2 separate regions of the Homo sapiens genome follow, and region 2 is linked to region 1. Evidence: chromatin contacts called from ENCODE Hi-C or POLR2A ChIA-PET data. All regions are on one chromosome and are shown on one strand. The core of a region is the stretch at or near the end of the contact, and the rest is flanking DNA. Distances in the headings are between cores, read along the strand shown. Region 1 overlaps RAP1GDS1 (Rap1 GTPase-GDP dissociation stimulator 1). Region 2 overlaps ADH7 (alcohol dehydrogenase 7 (class IV), mu or sigma polypeptide).

What was found. Hi-C counts contacts between places; a loop is a spot of excess contacts on that map. ChIA-PET counts read pairs that join two places held with the same protein, here RNA polymerase II (POLR2A). Pooled maps may share reads with other maps.
Region 2: POLR2A ChIA-PET joins it to region 1 with 10 read pairs in activated T-cell. The contact joins two enhancer-like sites. A Hi-C loop is called at or near these places in 4 of 37 single-sample maps with no recorded cell type and 4 of 50 pooled maps. POLR2A ChIA-PET finds 5 or more read pairs at or near these places in 2 of 52 experiments (MCF 10A and activated T-cell).

What each region holds. Positions count from the first base shown.
Region 1 is chr4:98,286,153-98,292,597 of GRCh38, reverse strand. The region is part of intron 1 of RAP1GDS1 (Rap1 GTPase-GDP dissociation stimulator 1); the gene reads right to left. Among named protein-coding and RNA genes, the nearest start is that of RAP1GDS1, 28 kb to the right of the region's middle. Within about 2 kb of position 3,708, at least 3 of the 41 ENCODE cell types and tissues checked have a DNase peak (open chromatin) inside an H3K27ac peak, as active enhancers do.
Region 2 is chr4:99,410,741-99,417,185 of GRCh38, reverse strand. ADH7 (alcohol dehydrogenase 7 (class IV), mu or sigma polypeptide) reads left to right here. Exons shown (of 9, transcript NM_000673.7): 8 at 1,570-1,708; 9 at 4,014-4,923. The coding sequence ends at 4,038. Among named protein-coding and RNA genes, the nearest start is that of ADH7, 21 kb to the left of the region's middle. Within about 2 kb of position 2,590, at least 3 of the 41 ENCODE cell types and tissues checked have a DNase peak (open chromatin) inside an H3K27ac peak, as active enhancers do.

The DNA.
Region 1 (6,445 bases), core at 2,459-4,958:
AAGAAGAATAGCATTGTTTTTTTTTTTTCTTTTATTATACTTTAAGTTCTGGCTTACATCTGCAGAACATACAGTTTTGTTACATAAACATGTGCCATGGTGGTTTGCTGCACCCATCAACCTATCACTTACATAAGGCATTGTTTTACATTTTTAGAAATTTCATCCAGGCCCGGTGGCTCATGCCTGTAATCCCATCACTTTGGGAGGCCAAGGTGGAAGGATCACTTGAGGCTAGGAGTTTGATACCGGCCCGGGCAACAAAGTGAGTCCTCTTCTCTAAGAAAAATAAAAATAAAAAAATTAACTGCATATGGTGGCATGTGCCTGTATTCCCAGCTACTCAGGAGGCTGCAGTGGGAGGATCACTTAAGCCTGAGGAGTTTGAGTCTACAGGGAGCTAGGATTGCTCCACTGCACTCTAACCTGGGTGGCAGAGCAAGACCCTATCTCTTAAAAAAAAAAAAGGAAAAAAAAAAAATCTCCATAATGTGGTTCAACAGAAGATGACTGGACTCTCGTATCTTCTTCTGTATTCAATCTTGGTTAATATGCTGTTTTGGTTTGAATAGATGAAGAAAATTTAGTCTCAATATATACGTAGTTGGAAAACACGTGAGTATTTTAACAGCCTTTTCAGATAATTGCGGATATTCACTGATATACTAAAACTGGACACCTGGCAGTTCCTTAAAGGTTAGTTGCCCTGCTAAGCCGAAACAATATGAAAGCTTCCATTTTCCAGAAGAGGAAAGATTTATCTGATTTATCTGATTAAGGCTGAGGACTACTGGACATGTATGGCTCAACCCCTTCTGCATTCCTGTTATTTTAGAAACAACAAGAATTTTCTGTTCTACACCTGTGGCTGTCCAGGTGTACAGTGACAAAATGAGTAAATATGTATAATTCAGCAGTAAATTACTAGTAATCCCATTGTGACTCTACAAATAGAGGCCTTAACTCTAGACTTTATTAATTTTAAAGCAGATATTTTAAATTCTAGCAGACGACTCATATGCTTATATCTCCAGTGGTTCTAAGCTTGGGTAAGAAACAGAGGATATTATTTTTGTACTCCTTCAAACCATGACAGTAAATTTCAGTAGTAAATCCTTAGCATCCAAATTACTTTTTGTGTAATTCCAGAGAGCTGTATTTTACATTTCCTTAAAAGCACTGAAATTGTTCTAATGAAAATTTGTCAGCCTCTGGCTGGTAATGAGGCAGTAAGTAGAGATAGAAATGGAGAAGTATTAACAAATAAAATAAAATTTTTTCTTAAAACAATTTCTTTCCTATATATCAACATATGGTCTAGTTCGTCTTGTGAAATATGTGACATCTTCAAAGGGTTAAAGCAAAGTTGACTTGGTCATTAAAATTCTGAGTCTCCCACTTCTTACCCACTCAATCGCTCCTTAAAACCTGATCTAACCAAGTCCTCTAAAAGCCTATCAAAATTACTCTGTCAAAGGTTTTAAATGATATCTTGACAAAGCCAATGAATTTTTCTCAATCCTCTTGTTTGATATCTCTGTAGCAATAGACAGTTTTTCCATTTCTGAAACACCTCTTAACTTAGAAACATCAGTCTAAACACTTGTTTTTGGTCTTCTTCAATAGATCTTCCTTCTCTATCTGCCCCTTTAATATTAGTGTGACCCCAGTTGTGCACAGAGCCTCTTCTCTTCCTGAATAATATATGCATGCCCTTCAGAATATTAGGATGGTATGCTCTTTCCTTCTGTCCTCCCTTCTTTTATTCAGCTGGACAGACCACTTGCTTTATGTCCCTATCAATATAAAGAATTACCACATTTTAGGCCTTGATACATTTGGATAAAACCTGATGCAACTTCTGGTAACCGTGAACAGCTAACTATCATTCCTCGCATTTCTCAAAAGTCTCTGTTAAAGACAAACAGCTATACTTTCCCACTAAAACCTTCAAACTTTGCCAAGCCTTTTTTTTCTTTTATCTTAGGCACCAGAGGCTCTTTATGCTCCAACCTCTCTTCTATAAACCAGAAACAAATTATTTACTGGTCTGTAAGTACTTGCTGCAATGGAAGAGTTTTCATAAGACCTAAATTTTTAGCTATCAGTTCCTTTCTTAACATCAATCTAAGAAAAACTAATGAGGAAAGTGATGCTGTTTTAATATTTAAATAATTTGACCATAAAAGTACTTAAGATCATCACCAACAACAAAGAATACACTTGACTGTGAAGAAAGGACTGTCCCAAAGAACAAATCTCAAGACAGTGTCATGTTAAACTAGGAAGTCATGAAATTCTTTATGTTATTTGTGGTGGCATTTTTCAGTTTATCTTCCTCACAATATTATTCAGAAATGGTAGCTTTATTTTCAAGGTTATTGGATCTAAAACTTCATACTTTTAAATGTTAATCAATTCTATCACTTTACTATATGCCAGTAAGTAGATACATGGGTATATAGATAGATATGTGTTTGTTATCTTTGGACAATTATACCATTGCTGATGATAAAACCGACAGGAGACAAGTACACAAGAACTGCTAACTGAGCTTGTAAAAGTTCAAGACATTTTTACCTCACTTCAAATGTCACTCAATTTTTTTCTGTATCTATTATTTTCACATAACTATCTAGTAACAAAGCTTTACTTTGAAAGCATCACTATCCACATCAAATCCAAAAAAAAAAATATTTCTGTGCTAATGTGGTTTTCAAGTACCTAGAATACAGCCAATGCATGAATGGAAGAATTTCAAGTTTATCTCAAAATGAATGGCATTAAGTCAATTTGGGGCACCTGGCTTAGCAGCTGGAAATAATAGCAATCTCTCTTGAATATTATGTTTTACTTATCTAAAGGGTTTAGTATCTGACAGAATGAAGCTATTTTTAAAAGCTTCTCTAATGAAGTAGGAATAGTAGTTTCTGTTAGCATGTCAAGTGGAAAGGACTGTGTTTAAAAATTATAATATTTTCAGTTTTACTATGTTGTATTTTCAGTTTCCTACTTTTCTTTCTTTTTTTTTTTTTTTTTTTTTGTTTACCAGAGCTGGTCCTAAACCGATCAGAAACTTTTACAACTCACATTATGCCATCTCCCATTACTTTCTCACACAACATCATGTGTGTCAGTCCCACCACATTATTGGCTTTTTCCCAAGCACACTTTCATTTTCACAATTGTGAGAATTAAATTCTTTTCTAAAATTCCTTTCTGTGCATTTTCCACATCTAGCATGGCTACTTACTTGGCGAAGTCAACTAATATGCCAAGTCTTGCATGAAGCTTTCTGTATTCCTGCAGTCAGAGGAACCTTCCTTTTCTAGGCTCCCACATTTTGTTTATACCTTGATAAACATGAAAGTTTCTATTTTTATATAGATTCTTTAATGTTAAATTTATTCCAAAAGATTTTAGAATTTTGTGATTGCTGAGAATTAAATAAGTTGTCCCATTTTCATGGGTAGGTGACATATCTACAGTAAAAAAAGGGCTACCTTGTATAATTATCACATATTCAGTCACCATTCAAATTATCTTACTTCTTAGCAAGCTAAAAAAGTTTAAGCACAAAAATCATGCCTCTTGATCTTGGAACATATCCCTGTGGATAAAGGGGGACTACTGTATTATAATCAAATTCTCCAGTTATTCCCCATTTCACTGACTTCTAATGATATGAAAAAAAATCATGCTTCTCTTCACTGCTGCTGCGGCTACAGATGCTTGCTGTTAAGATATAAACAGACACTTCTCAAAAGAAGACATTTATGCAGCCAACAGACACATGAAAAAATGCTCATCATCACTAGGCCTTAAGAGAAATGCAAATCAAAACCACAATGAGATACCATCTCACACCAGTTAGAATGGCGATCATTAAAAAGTCAGGAAACAACAGGTGCTCGAGAGGATGTGAAGAAACAGGAACACTTTTACACTGTTGGTGGGACGGTAAACCAGTTCAACCATTGTGGAAGTCAGTGTGGTGATTCCTCAGGGATCTAGAACTAGAAATACCACTTGACCCAGCAATCCCATTACTGGGTATATACCCAAAGGATTATAAATCATGCTGCTATAAAGACACATGCACACGTATGTTTACTGCGGCACTATTCACAATAGCAAAGACTTGGAACCAACCCAAATGTCCAACAATGATAGACGGGATTAAGAAAATGTGGCACATATACACCATGGAATACTATGCAGCCATAAAAAACGATGAGTTCATGTCCTTTGTAGGAACATGGATGAAGCTGGAAACCATCATTCTCAGCAAACTATGGCAAGGACAAAAAACCAAACACCGCATGTTCTCACTCATAGGTGGGAACTGAACACTGAGAACACATGGACACAGGAAGGGGAACATCACACACTGGGGCCTGTTGTGGGATGGGGGTAGCGGGGAGGGATAGCATTAGGAGATATACCTATTGTTAAATGACGAGTTAATGGGTACAGCACACCAACATGGCACATGTATACATATGTAACAAACCTGCATGTTGTGCACATGTACCCTAAAACTTATAGTAAAAAAAAGAAAAACAAATAAGAAAACTGAGAGCTTAGAAAAAGTATTTAAAGTTTAATCATTTATCACTACCTTCATAATTATTACTTGGTCCCAATAAAATTGAAAATTAAAAAGAATATGAAACTAATGTGAATGTGCTACTTTGATAAATTAGTTTCCACGATGAAGTTCCACAGATGCAAGATCTAACAGGAATGTACCTAAATACTAAATATGTTTTGTGAACATACATTATGTACACATGATCTGAAAAAAAAAATATCTGAGCAAAAAAGTAACTGTTCAGGTGCATGTGTGCAATATTTCAAAGGCAATTCATGCAGTACTTGGATAATTAGAAATATTTCTAATATTTGAAGAGAAACAAAAGAGCTAAAAACTATTCTATTTAATGAAAACTCCAAACTATATTTCATAAATGTTACACACCTAACTTCTACCTTAATCCATGAATTTATTACTTTAACATGTAGTCATACCTATTCATATACATGGTCTTTGCTCCCAGTATGACTCTCCAGGTTGCAATGACATTGTAACTCTGTGCCTATTCACCACTTACACACACATCTATCCACTAGATACACCTCTTTTGTTCCAGGTTAATTATAATTCATTACAAGATTTCATAAAATATAAGGGCTTATATGAATGTAATCAACCTGTCCTATGTGTGAGTCAAGCAGTTTGAACTCTACACCAAGTGGTTAAATCCCAAAATTAAACTTCATCAATAAGTTTGTAATCTATTTATGAGATTATTTTTGTAGAATTTTATACAGTTTTATTTTTTCTGTATTTTTCATTTTGTTAGTTTTATAGTTCTAGGTACATAGAACCCTACTTGTATAGTTCTACTATTAGATTGAAAATTCCTCTAGGACAGGAAATTATGCTAGGATACTCATACTACTCACTATAGTGAAAATTTAGTAAATCCTGAAAACCTACATTACTTTTGAGTTACTTGCACTGGCATGTTTTTTTAGAAATTATGACACAAACTGTCTTGATTAAGAAATATTTTTATTAAAATGGGCTATACTAAAAACAATGACTTTATTTCACTCTAAGTCATCTTCTCTATTTTAGAAATGTGATAAAAATTTTCTAAGCAGTAATTTTTCATTCATTCTTTTTTTTTTTTTTTTTTTTTTTTAAGACGGAGTTTCACTCTCGTTGCCCAGGCTGAAGTGCAATGACGTGATCTTGGCTCACTACAACCTCCACCTCCTGGTTTCAAGGGATTCTCCTGCCTCAGCCTCCCAAACAGCTGGGATTACAGGCACCTGCCACCACGCCCAGCTAATTTTTTGTATTTTTAGTAGACACGGGGTTTCACCATGTTGACCAGGCTGGTCTTGAACTCCTGACCTCAGGTGATCTGCCCACCTAGGCCTCCCAAAGTGCTAGGATTATAGGCGTTAGCCACCGCGCCTGGCCTCATTCATTCTTAAATGGAATTAAAACTCTATTTTAGTCTGAAATAGAAACACTCTAGTCTTACTTGTCATGTTTGATGAGAGGGTGAAGAATCTGACAGATGATCTTCACAACTACAATATTAAACTATAATAAATAAGAGCAAAATACAATTTGTAAAATTTTATTTCACACAATGCCTAAAGACCTATTCTCATAAAGTTCAAGAATTATGTCTGTGTATATGTGATTAGGCTCTACACAGAGAGAGCCTAATCACATACATTGTGTCTGGATGCGACAGGCCTACAATACTTTGGCTCCTGGCACTCACGGCAATAATTTTTTTTTTTTTTTTTGAGACAGGGTCTCACTCTGTAACCCAGGCTGGAGTGCAGTGGCACAATAATGGCTCACTGCAACCTTAACTTCCTGGGCTTAGGCAATCCTCCCACCTCAGCAAGCTGAATA
Region 2 (6,445 bases), core at 1,341-3,840, 1.1 Mb before region 1:
TCTGACTTCCATTTTAACACTCTCCTTCTGGCTGCTCTATGGGGAATACTCTAAATGGGGCAAAGGGCACAAGCAGGGAGAGCATGGAAGAAGTCATTATAATGCTGGAAGGAAAGGATGCTGGCTTGGAGTGATGGGGCTGGTGAGAAGTAGTCAGCTCTTGGATACATTTTGAAGATAGAGTCAACAAAATTTGCCGAAATAGTTATTGTATGGCAAAAAGAGTAGCATCCAAGATTTTTGGGCCTAAGCAACAGGAATCATGTCACCATCATCATTTATTGAGAAGGAAGACTATAGAAGGAATAGATTGGGGGCTAGGGTGGAAGTGGTAGAAACCAGGAGTGGTTTGGGGCAGGTTACACTTGTGCAGGTACCTGTGAGATACCTGAATAAAGATGTCTATAAAATGTAGGCAATTGGCTATGAGTCTGTAGTACAGGTAGAGGTTTAGGATGGGTATAGAAACCTAAGTATTTTAAGAGGAGTATATCGAAAGCCACAAGACCAGAGGAGGTCACCCTAGAAGTAAATGTAGATAAAGAACAGAAATGGACCAAGGACCAAGCCCTAGGAATCGTTGGAGTTAGAGGTCTGGGAGATGTAGAGGACCCAGCAAAGATCTGTGGAAGAAGTAACTAGTGAGCAAGGAAAGTGACAATGATGATGACGATGTAGTATCTAGAAGCTAAGGGAACAGAGTGTTTCAGAAAAGGGGAGCCACCAACAGTATCAGTTATACCTAACAGTTCATATAAGAGGAGGACTGAGAAATGACCCCTGTCTGGGTCAAAATGGAGCTCAAAGATGACCTTGATGATATCCATTACAGGACAGTGCTGGGGGCAAGAGCGTAATCAGAGTGGGCTCAGAGAGGGTGAGAGGAAAGGAACAGGATCCAGAAACAGTGAACTGAAGACAATTCTTTCTGTAAAGTAAAGAAGTTTCTCTGCAATAGAAGCAAAGATATGGGGTGACTGGAAGGAGATGTGGGTATCAGAAGAGTTTTTTTAACCTTTGTTTCTTTTTAATTTAATTTAATTTTTATTTTACTTTAAGTTCTGGGATACATGTGCAGAACGTGCAGGTTCGTTACGTTGGAATACAAGTGCCATGGTGGTTTGCTGCACCCATCAACCCATCATCTAGGTTTTAAGCCCCGCATGCATTAGGTATTTGTCTTAATGCTCTCCCTCCCCTTGCCTGCCACCCACCGACAGGCCCTGGTATGTGTCATTCCCCTCCCTGTGTCCATGTGTTCTCATTGTTCAACTCCCACTTACGAGTGAGAACGTGCGGTGTTTGGTTTTTTGTTCCTGTGTTAGTTTGCTGAGAATGATGGTTTCCAGCTTCATCCATGTCCCTGCAAAGGACATGAACTCATTCTTTTTTATGGCTGCATAACTTTTGTTTCTTATGCTGGGACAAATACAGCTTATTTGTACACTGCTGGGAATGATCTAACACAGGGAAAGTCATAGTGCAGGAAAGAGAAGGAATAAATATAACATAATAAAAGATAAGGATTATTTAGTAATGTCTAAAGAGAAAATGTGTGCTTATTTGCAGGTTTGAAAAGCAGAGATGATGTCCCAAAACTAGTGACTGAGTTCCTGGCAAAGAAATTTGACCTGGACCAGTTGATAACTCATGTTTTACCATTTAAAAAAATCAGTGAAGGATTTGAGCTGCTCAATTCAGGACAAAGGTAACTGTTTCTTATGATGATCTTGTCTCTTCTCCACAGGCTACTTTTAAAATTTAGTACTTATAAATGTGCCTGTTTTCTTCATATTTTATTTCTAATTATTTAATCTAGCCAGATTGATACAGCTAATTACTTCTCTTTACCCACTGCATTAGTGTATTTTCATACTACTATAAAAAAAAAAAACTGCCCGAGACTGGGTCATTTATAAAGCAAACAGATTCAATTGACTCACAGTTCAGCATGGCTGGGGGCTTCAGGAAACTTATAATCATGGTGGAAGGCAAAGAGGAAGCAAGGCACCTTCTTCACAGGCTGCAGGAAGGAGAAGTGTCGAGCAAAGCGGGAAGAGCCCCTTACAAAACCATCAGATCTTGTGAAAACTCACTCACTATCATGAGAACAGCATGAGGGAAACTGCCCCATGATTCAATTACCTCCACCTGGTCTCTCCCTTGACATGTAGGGATTATAGGGATTATAATTCAAGATGAGATTTGGGTGGGGACACAAAGTCTAACCATATCACCAACTTAGTATGCCATTGTACTATATTAATCAATTTTTTAAAATCTTTTGGATTTTGTTTACCTAGTTGATTTCATTGTGGCTATTTTTATTTCATCATAAAGCTGCTATTTATTTCAAGTAAGCCACAAAATTTCCTTATTTTACAGTTTTCAAAGTGCTTTCTCAAATGTGCATTATTCAGATCCCTGTAAGCCAGGTATTATTTTTACCATTTTTAGATGAAGACCAAGGTTGTGAAAGCAAATAAATAACTGGTCAAACCTCCTGGGGTAGTGCCAGGATATAAACTAATTGCAAAACTTGTGCTCTTTTGACCATATAACAAACTTCTCTGACAGAGCTTGGCAAGCTTTGGGTAAACATGGGTGTGATGATTACTACTCTTGTTGCTTCTGAGGGTTGGGCAAGGATAGAGGTCAAGTATGAATTCATGCAAATTTTATCTACAACATCTACCTCATGGAGGTCTCAAACAGCAATCAAAAAGCCTGTCTACAAGATGAAATGACTTTCACTCATTGGGCCTATAAATAATTATTGAGCTTCCACTATGTGCCAAGGACGTGGATTTCATTAGTAAAAGGAACTGTATATTGAGATCCAAATTTTTACTAATTTTTTTTTTTACCTGAGAGATTTTTCAATGTTGTGTCTTGTCTCCACATTTGGTCTAGCCTACAGGATCATCATATTATGAACATACATTTTTTTAAGCAAGTAAACAATGGGATTTTGTAAGAAAAACTGTCAGAACCACTCAGTACTACTTTACTCAGATAAGCAAAACTAACAGCTTAGTATGGCCTGCTTGGAAAATAATTACTATTTGTTTTCCAAAGAAACATAAATTCTGCTTTCAGGAATTTTGCTTCAAATATCACCTTAAAGCAGGGACATCCAAACTAACATTTGTAAACCTAAACTCTTCAATTTCCACCTACTTCCTGCACAGCTCTATTTGAATGTCCCACTTGGAAATATTTTTTCGCCAGTAATTTTTATCTCAGTCATTATATTATGCGTTCCTCTTTTATAGATGAGAAGCCATAGCATCATGTCTGACTTCTTTTTCACTCTTGCCTACCACATACAAACCAATTCTAAGCCTTGATGATGCAACCCTTGATTTCTCCTTCAGAATCCCTCATCTCATTGCCCACGCTCATTGCTTTAATTCAGTCTAATCATTTCTGACATGGACATGGTAGTGAGATAATAGGTTTTCCACCTTCTGTATTAAAATACATTCCAGTTAGTCTTTCACTAAGCTGCCAAGCTCAAGTTTTGCCAAAATGCCAATGTCTTAGCATGGTTTTGAAAGCCTTTATTATTGAACTAAAACCTATTTTGTTTCAACAGTTAAGAATTTGGCATTCATTCTATCACCCTCTGCAGCAGGCTTTTGGGATAAAGTGAGGGAAGTAGGTCTCATCTACTTGCAGGATCTCTTGGGCACCCAGAAATCTAAACATATTGGATTACCTTTCCTGTTCACATGTTCCTAGGCTTGTTCATGCTTTCTCCTCAACCTGGAAACCACTTCCCTCTTGTTGGCATACTGAAATTATACTGATGCTTTCAGAATTAGCTCAGATACCCTTATCAGAGTTGCGTAACAAAGAAAACTAATTGTTAAGGACTTTGAGCCCAGAGGATTTCCAATAACAGAATTTACTTGAAGTTTCTATGACAGATAGAAAGGACAATTGTTTAAACTATCCTTTCTTGAAAGATATGAAAACAAGTCATTAAAAACTCTCATTTTACATTTCAGCATTCGAACGGTCCTGACGTTTTGAGATCCAAAGTGGCAGGAGGTCTGTGTTGTCATGGTGAACTGGAGTTTCTCTTGTGAGAGTTCCCTCATCTGAAATCATGTATCTGTCTCACAAATACAAGCATAAGTAGAAGATTTGTTGAAGACATAGAACCCTTATAAAGAATTATTAACCTTTATAAACATTTAAAGTCTTGTGAGCACCTGGGAATTAGTATAATAACAATGTTAATATTTTTGATTTACATTTTGTAAGGCTATAATTGTATCTTTTAAGAAAACATACACTTGGATTTCTATGTTGAAATGGAGATTTTTAAGAGTTTTAACCAGCTGCTGCAGATATATAACTCAAAACAGATATAGCGTATAAAGATATAGTAAATGCATCTCCTAGAGTAATATTCACTTAACACATTGAAACTATTATTTTTTAGATTTGAATATAAATGTATTTTTTAAACACTTGTTATGAGTTAAGTTGGATTACATTTTGAAATCAGTTCATTCCATGATGCATATTACTGGATTAGATTAAGAAAGACAGAAAAGATTAAGGGACGGGCACATTTTTCAACGATTAAGAATCATCATTACATAACTTGGTGAAACTGAAAAAGTATATCATATGGGTACACAAGGCTATTTGCCAGCATATATTAATATTTTAGAAAATATTCCTTTTGTAATACTGAATATAAACATAGAGCTAGAATCATATTATCATACTTATCATAATGTTCAATTTGATACAGTAGAATTGCAAGTCCCTAAGTCCCTATTCACTGTGCTTAGTAGTGACTCCATTTAATAAAAAGTGTTTTTAGTTTTTAACAACTACACTGATGTATCTATATATATCTATAACATGTTAAAAATTCTTAAGAAAATTAAAAATTATATAAAATGTTTTGTGGTGATATATTTTTAAACAGGCATATGTTGTTATTAAGCTTTTATTTGTTATAAACAAAGTGTTGAAGCGCCTGAAAACATAAAAATACTTTATAAGACATATAAGAAGTTGGGTGGTCATAGCAGAAATTGAGGCTTCCAATGCTAGGGCATAATATAGATTGGACACTTCTACCATGGTAAATTGCAAAATGTCCAGGTATTTATGAACCACTTTTACATGATGAATATTTCCCAGTGAAAAGTGGCATGAACTCGAGGAGTAAAATTTCCTTTTTCTTTTACCAGTTTGTCAATCTAGGCTTAATCTAGGTTTAAAAAAAATAGCTGAAAAGTGTAAATAATTATTTTGAAGTATCTTCATCATCAGCTGAGTTTAGCTATGGCAATTCTCAAAACACTATGAATATTTACAGCTTATAAGAATTATATTTTTATGTATACATATATATATCTATATTTATGTCAATAAATAGATACATAGATAGATGATAGATAGATAGATAGATAGATAGATAGATAGATAGATAGATGATAGATATAGATAAGTATAGAAAATCTCTATCCAAGAATCATTTGGAGACATTTCCTCTGTCCATTAGCAATATCTGTAGCTAGGATCTCAGAATCCATTAAGGAAGGAAAACTGCCCCCCAAAAAAGCATTTTTAACAAGAAAAATATGTAGAATGGATTAATTCCTTTATGTCTCCTGACTCAAATTTTGAAAAACATGTAAATAAGGATACTAAAAGTAATATGCAAATATAGGTACATCAAAAGAAATAAATCCAAGAAGGAATAAACACATTTATATTCTCAGATCACAGCTTTTTAAATGAAATCCACTTTATGCTTAGATAAAATTATATTTTGACAAATATGCTGCATATGTGACAATTTTATTTATTTAATATTTATTATGATACTTTGTGGAATCATTCCTCATGTCTGAGCTTGTCATGGCCAAATAATGAACAGAAAGACCTTCTACTATCTTTCTCAGGGTAACCTGCACATGAATAGCATTTTGAGTCATCAGAAAACACTGGTTCTAAGAAGAGATCAGGAAATCTGATTATTTTTGCATATTTCTTATTTCTGGTCAATGAAACCACAAAGCATTGTCAAACTGAGTTCTTGAATATAAATCAAAATATAAGTAAGCAATAAATAGCTAGAGGAATGCTAAAAGAAATATCCAGCTTCTTCTTTAAAGAATAGTCTAGACTTCTAATCATTTAACTGATATGTGGAGAACATTCATTGGGCAATTTTTTTTTTAATTTCAACCAGTATTAAGCACTGAGCTAGGTGTTTGGTATACAGTAATGAATAAAACAGAATAATGAATGTCCTTTGGAGCATATGGTCTAGTAGTGATGGCAGCTCCTCTCTGCTAGGAACTGAACACTCTTCGGGACACCCTGGCTGCAGAAAGGAGTGACCCACTGCAAGTCTCCTCTGAGCTGTTCTATCACTCAATAAAGCTCTTCTTCACCTTGCTCACTCTTC